2 separate regions of the Homo sapiens genome follow, and region 2 is linked to region 1. Evidence: read pairs that join two places in POLR2A ChIA-PET (ENCODE). Cell type or tissue: CD4-positive, alpha-beta T cell. All regions are shown on one strand. Links, peaks and the distances in the headings refer to the core of each region. The heading gives the core; the rest is flanking DNA. Region 1 overlaps SOAT1 (sterol O-acyltransferase 1). Region 2 overlaps ABL2 (ABL proto-oncogene 2, non-receptor tyrosine kinase).

Evidence for each region. Peaks named below come from ENCODE experiments on the same cell type or tissue, not always from the same donor. Only the 100,000 strongest peaks of a DNase experiment are listed, where the experiment ranks them.
Region 2: POLR2A ChIA-PET joins it to region 1 with 6 read pairs; 10 of 35 experiments call an interaction of 5 or more read pairs at or near these places.

Annotation. Positions count from the first base shown.
Region 1 is chr1:179,297,558-179,300,478 of GRCh38, reverse strand. The region is part of intron 1 of SOAT1 (sterol O-acyltransferase 1); the gene reads right to left. Among named protein-coding and RNA genes, the nearest start is that of SOAT1, 5.2 kb to the right of the region's middle. In CD4-positive, alpha-beta T cell, for the core only: no CTCF peak of the experiment used is centred there; a DNase peak (open chromatin) is centred at 1,338.
Region 2 is chr1:179,125,747-179,128,667 of GRCh38, reverse strand. ABL2 (ABL proto-oncogene 2, non-receptor tyrosine kinase) reads left to right here. Exons shown (of 12, transcript NM_007314.4): 4 at 1,996-2,291. Among named protein-coding and RNA genes, the nearest start is that of TOR3A, 45 kb to the right of the region's middle. In CD4-positive, alpha-beta T cell, for the core only: no CTCF peak of the experiment used is centred there; no DNase peak of the experiment used is centred there.

The DNA.
Region 1 (2,921 bases), core at 159-2,658:
AGTAGAAATGTTATGATATCATAAGATCTAATTAAGAGGAACTTAAGGGAAAAGTCAGGGCTAATAAATCACAAGACGATGCCCAACTTACAATGGTCCAATTCTGTGTAAAAGTGACAGAGGAAGCCACAAGAGCATCTATCTCTTCATCAGAAATGATGAGAGAAGTAAGAACTGAAAACTAAACTTTGAGGGACAGCCTCAAAGTAGAGGAAATCAGGGAAGAAAAAGAAAGACACAAAAGGAACCAAGATGTTTCAGTAAGAGAGGAATTTTACAAGGAATAATGGGAATTTTTTTTTTTCTGGCCAGATGAACAGAGACTTTTTTTTTCTGGCCAGATGATGGGGAATTTAAAGTAGATACTCTTTTAAAGAGCATATAGCAAAAGTTTAAAGCATAAAAGACAGCAAAATGAAGCCGGGTGCGGTGGCTCATGCCTGTAATCCCAGCACTTTGGGAGGCTGAGGTGGGCAGATCATGAAGTCAGGAGATCAAGACCATCCTGGCTAATACAGTGAAACCCCATCTCTACGAAAAATACAAAAAAAAAAAAAATTAGCTGGGCATGGGGGCAGGCGCCTGTAGTCCCAGCTACTCGGGAGGCTGAGGCAGGAGAATGGCATGAACCCAGGAGGCGGAGCTTGCAGTGAGCTGAGATCACACCACTGTACTCCAGCCTGGGCAACAGAGCAAGACTCCGTCTCAAAAAAAAAAAAAAAAAAAAAAAAAAGATAGCAAAATGATTAAAAAATAAATGCCAGATTAAAGTTTATTACCCAAGCCATATGAAACAGTATAGCACAATGCAATATTTCTCAAAGTAGAATAATAACAGCTGATTTTTTTTAGTGCTTATGTGTTTTACATGTATTATTTTCATCTCAACAGAATCAAGACAGATACTATTGTTATTTTCCAAATATTCTTTGGCCACCATAGTGTCCCATATACTCTTCCCTGTCTATAGAAAGCTATTTCTCCTCTGCCCTTTTTTTATGTAGCTAACTCCTACTCAAGCCTTCAAAGAATCACAGCTACAGCAGTAATAGAATTAATACCAACAGTTCTGATTTAATGAGCACCTATTATGTACCTCTAGGCACTGTGCTGCTAAACTTTTTACATTACATTTAATCTTTACAACCTTAGATAAGTATTATCCTCATTTTACAGATGAGTTTAGGGAAGTGATTTAACTTGTCCCAAATCAAATAATTCTCCAACAGCAGAACTAGAATTCAAAACAAAGACTATCAGATTCTACAACCTGCCCTCTAATCGCTAAACCGCCTCCAACTCACCCTCTGAAGTTTCCTTTACCACCACCTCTCATCTCATCCTCTCTGCGGTCCCACTACACTGAGCATCCTGTCACATGTTACATTGTCCTATAATCAGAGAGCAATACTCTCTGTCTCTTACATTAGGCTTAAGTTCTCAAAGATAGGGATTACATAGTATTTTCTGTAAGACTCCCCCAAATCTAGTGTGGAGTACCTGGAGTACAACAGGCAGGCATTAAGAAAGAAAGCAAATGTATCAGTTAATATGTAACCAATTATTCTAAGCACAAGACAGTCCCCAACTTATGATGGTTCAATTTAAAATTTTTCAACTTTATGATGGTGCAAAAGCAACATGCATTCTGTGGAAATCATATTTTGAGTACTCATACAACTATTCTGTTTTTCACTTTCAGTATAGTATTCAATAAATTACATGAGATAATGAACACTTTATTGTAAAATAGTCTGTGTTCAATAATTTTGCCCAACTGTAGGCTAATATTAAGTGTTTGGAGCATATTTAAGGTACACTAGGCTAAAACTACCCAAAAAACATTTAGCCCGGCGTGGTGGCAAGCACCTGTAATCCCATCTACTCAGGAGGCTGAGGCAGGAAAATCACTTGAACCCAGGAGGCGAAGGTTGCAGTGAGCACAGGTCGCACCTCTGCACTCCAGCCCAGACAACAGAGTGAAACCCTGTCTCCAAAAGAAGAAATATAAAAAGGGAGTCCTTGGTAATAAGATGGTTCCTCAACCATCAAGCTACTCTAGAGGAAACCTTACATCAAAAGCTAAAACAGGGCCGGGCATGGTGGAATACATCTGTAATCCCAGCACTTTGGGAGGCCGAGGTGGGCAGATCACCAGGTCAGGAGATCGAGACCATCCTGGCTAGCCTAGCACGGTGAAACCTCGTCTCTACTAAAAATACAAAAAATTAGCCAGGTGTGGTGGCAGGCACCTGTAGTCCCAGCTACTCAGGAGGCTGAGGCAGAAGAATCGCTTGAACCCGGAGGTGGAGGTTGCAGTGAACCTCAATCACACCATTGCACTCAAGTTAGATCAAGTCACTTCACAACTTAAACCCCTTCAAACATCCTAAGTCCTTACCATGATCTAGTAACTTCTGCATTGCCTGCCACTCACCACCACCCCCTTAAACACCATCAATCTTTTTTTTTTTTTGAGACAGAGTTTCACTCTTGTTGGTCAGACTGGAGTGCAATGGCACGATCTCAGCTCACCGCAACCTCCGCCTCCTGGATTCAAGCGATTCTCCTGCCTCAGCCTCTGGAGCAGCTGGGGTTACAGGCCACCACACCCAGCTAATTTTGTATTTTTAGTAGAGATGGGGTGTCGAACTCCCAACCTCAGGTGATCCGCCTGCCTCGGCCTCCCAAAGTGCTGGGATTACAGGTGTGAGCCACCGCGCCCGGCATTTTTTTTTTTTTTTTGAGACGGAGTCATGCCATGTCGCCCAGGTTGAAGTGCAGTGGCATGATCTTGGCTGTCTCATTTTCTCTACTCATTACTTTGGCCTTCCACTGTTTCTTAAACAAGCGCACCGGCTCACGCCTGTAATCCCAGCACTTTGGGAGGCTGAGGCGGGTGGATCACAAGGTCAGGAATT
Region 2 (2,921 bases), core at 278-2,777, 170 kb after region 1:
CCAGTTTGGCCAATATTTGAATCCATACTAGTCATCCCCCTATCAGTTTCCATGGTAGTCAAAACTTCCAGGGTAGAAAAATTTTCCTGATAACTGACAAAAAAAGAACAACAAACAAAAAATCCTGGGGTCTTTGACTGTATCTTAATTATGATAGCCTGTTATTACCAATTCTTTTCAAGGAAGCAACAATATTAAAAAATGTATATATAGATATATATACAAAGTACTAATATTCTTTATTTTTAGCTCATGTGGACTAACAGAGAAAAGCTACAGAGCAACAGGTTTTCTTCAGTTTTTCTAGCAGGATTCTTTTTTTTTTCTTCCTGTAAATATGATTGGCAAGTATTTGTGCACTTATGCATATCCACCGCTACACCAGACTTACTCTTATCTGTATATATGTATATTTTATGTACCCATAGGTGTATATATGTACATATACTCTTGTGTTTTTTCTCATTATCTCATATCCATGTGTCTAAGGTGAGATGGTGTCTGATACAAAGTTATTCTATGGAAACGTTTCTGAAGGCCACTAAAAAAGGACAGATGGTTACAAGGATAATTATTTTTAGTTCTCCTAAAAACTTTTGCCTGATACTTCTGGCCATGTGCTTTTTTTTTTTTTTTTAGCAGTCTCACTCTGTCTCCCAGGCTGGAGTACAGTGGTGCAATCTCGGCTCACTGCAACCTCAGCCTCCCGGGTTCAAGCAATTCTCCTGCCTCAGCCTCCCGAGTAGCTGGGATTACAGGCATGCAGACTATCACACCCGGCTAATTTTTTGTATTTTTGGTAGAGATGAGGTTTCACCATGTTGGCCAGGCTGGTTTTGAACTCCTGACCTTAGGTGATCCGCCCCTCTCAGCCTCCCAAAGTGCTGGGATTACAGGCATGAGACACCACGCTCAGCCATGGCCATGTGCTTTTGATTGACTTGGCTTCCTTCTACTTTTTGACACTGAAGAAGTAGATGTGAATGCTGTAGGAAGACTTGCATCTCTTAGAGATAAGAGCCTGAGGCACTACAAGGATTCTTTAGATTAGCATTTATTTATCACTAGTGATATCTCTTTCACTTTTTCTGTTTTGTCAAAGAAACCTAATTTGTGCTGCAAGTATCGGGGCAAGTTATATGTTGAAGTCTGAACTTGATGTTCACAATTTTAATAGAAAAATTAAGAACATTGAAGTTGACAGCAAAGATACACTGAGTGACTTGGGTTTTGGTTTCCAACTTCAGAGTGAGCTTGCCATTCCACACACTGATTTTAATGTGGAATGGAAAGGAGTGATTCATTCTTTGTGGGAACTAGGAAGGAAATAAGAAAGCTATAGCTATTTTTAAACTTGCATTCTGGAAGGGATTGTGTTTTGGGAGTCCTAACTGCCCATTCCCCTCACCCCACTAAACAGTTTTCTTGCTGAAAACTCTGTGGTCCGTGTTTTTTTTTGTTTGTTCATTTTTTGTTTTTGTTTTTGTTTTTTTACATCAGTGGTTTTGTTGCCTTGGTGCCAAGTGAAATTTAGAAGTCACTTTGTATCTCACATGTCTTATCCCTAATCCTTGATTGTTGTTAACATTGAATCATATATAAGATACATTCCTTGATAAACTTTTGAGGGAAAGTGAATTTTCTTCTTTTGAAGAGTGAGCACTGTGTCCTTTTCCAGCCATTTTAGTAACCTGTCTGGCATACATAGAATTTCTTAAGGATATTTTTTAAGTTGTATATAGACTTTTAAAACCCTGTAGTAAATGCCAGAAAACCATTTGTGACCATACTTCTGTGGTTAAGCTAAAAGCTAAAGAGAGCAATCAGGATATGATGAACAGCCAAGTTTGTTTTCATTATTTAAAAAAAAAATTTGGCATAAAAGTTCTAGATTCTTTTTTTTTTTTAATGAGTTTAAAGTTTGACAGTACACTGCTTCAGTTGAAATAAAGTCTTAACATCGTTTCTTTCATCCTGTGATGACCTTATGGCTAGGTGAAAAGCTACGAGTCCTTGGTTACAACCAGAATGGTGAGTGGAGTGAAGTTCGCTCTAAGAATGGGCAGGGCTGGGTGCCAAGCAACTACATCACCCCAGTGAACAGCCTGGAAAAACACTCCTGGTACCATGGACCTGTGTCACGCAGTGCAGCTGAGTATCTGCTCAGCAGTCTAATCAATGGCAGCTTCCTGGTGCGAGAAAGTGAGAGTAGCCCTGGGCAGCTGTCCATCTCGCTCAGGTACGAGGGACGTGTGTATCACTACAGGATCAATACCACTGCAGATGGCAAGGTAAGACTCCCTGGTCACCACCTTTAAGCATGGACTGGCTACTCTGTGAAATAATATTCAACGTGATTGAAGTGAAATAATAGATTTTATGTCTGACGTGAAATAAAATATTCACTAGCTTTGTGAGTTTGGGCTTTTTGGCATGTTAGAGCTTGTACTCTTGAAAAGGATATGGTAATAGAAATTTTTAAAAACAGTATTATATTAATATTTTAAAGATAAGCTAGATTTGAAGGTGAAGAATGAAGGGAACTGCTCTATAAGTTAGCTGTTCTTATAATCAGTACACAAATATACACCCAGTGCACTGGTATAGAGTTTATCAGTTAACATTGTATCATTGAAAATTAGAATAATATCTACCAGAAAGTTCACAGAGTAAGAATTTAGACTTTTGAGCTTGGTGTCGATCATTAATGTATATTAACTGAAACGGATCATTCAGTCATTGAACAGTTTGTATATTGGGAACACCAACCATGTTAGTTAGAATGGATGTGTTACAGTGTGTTTACACATTATAAACTACAGAGCATGAGCTTATGTCCGTTGGTTATCTGTTGAGCAGTAAATTTAGGTTGAATTATTTCTTCTATTCTCCTCTATGTGATAGGCAAGCTGTGGGGGAAG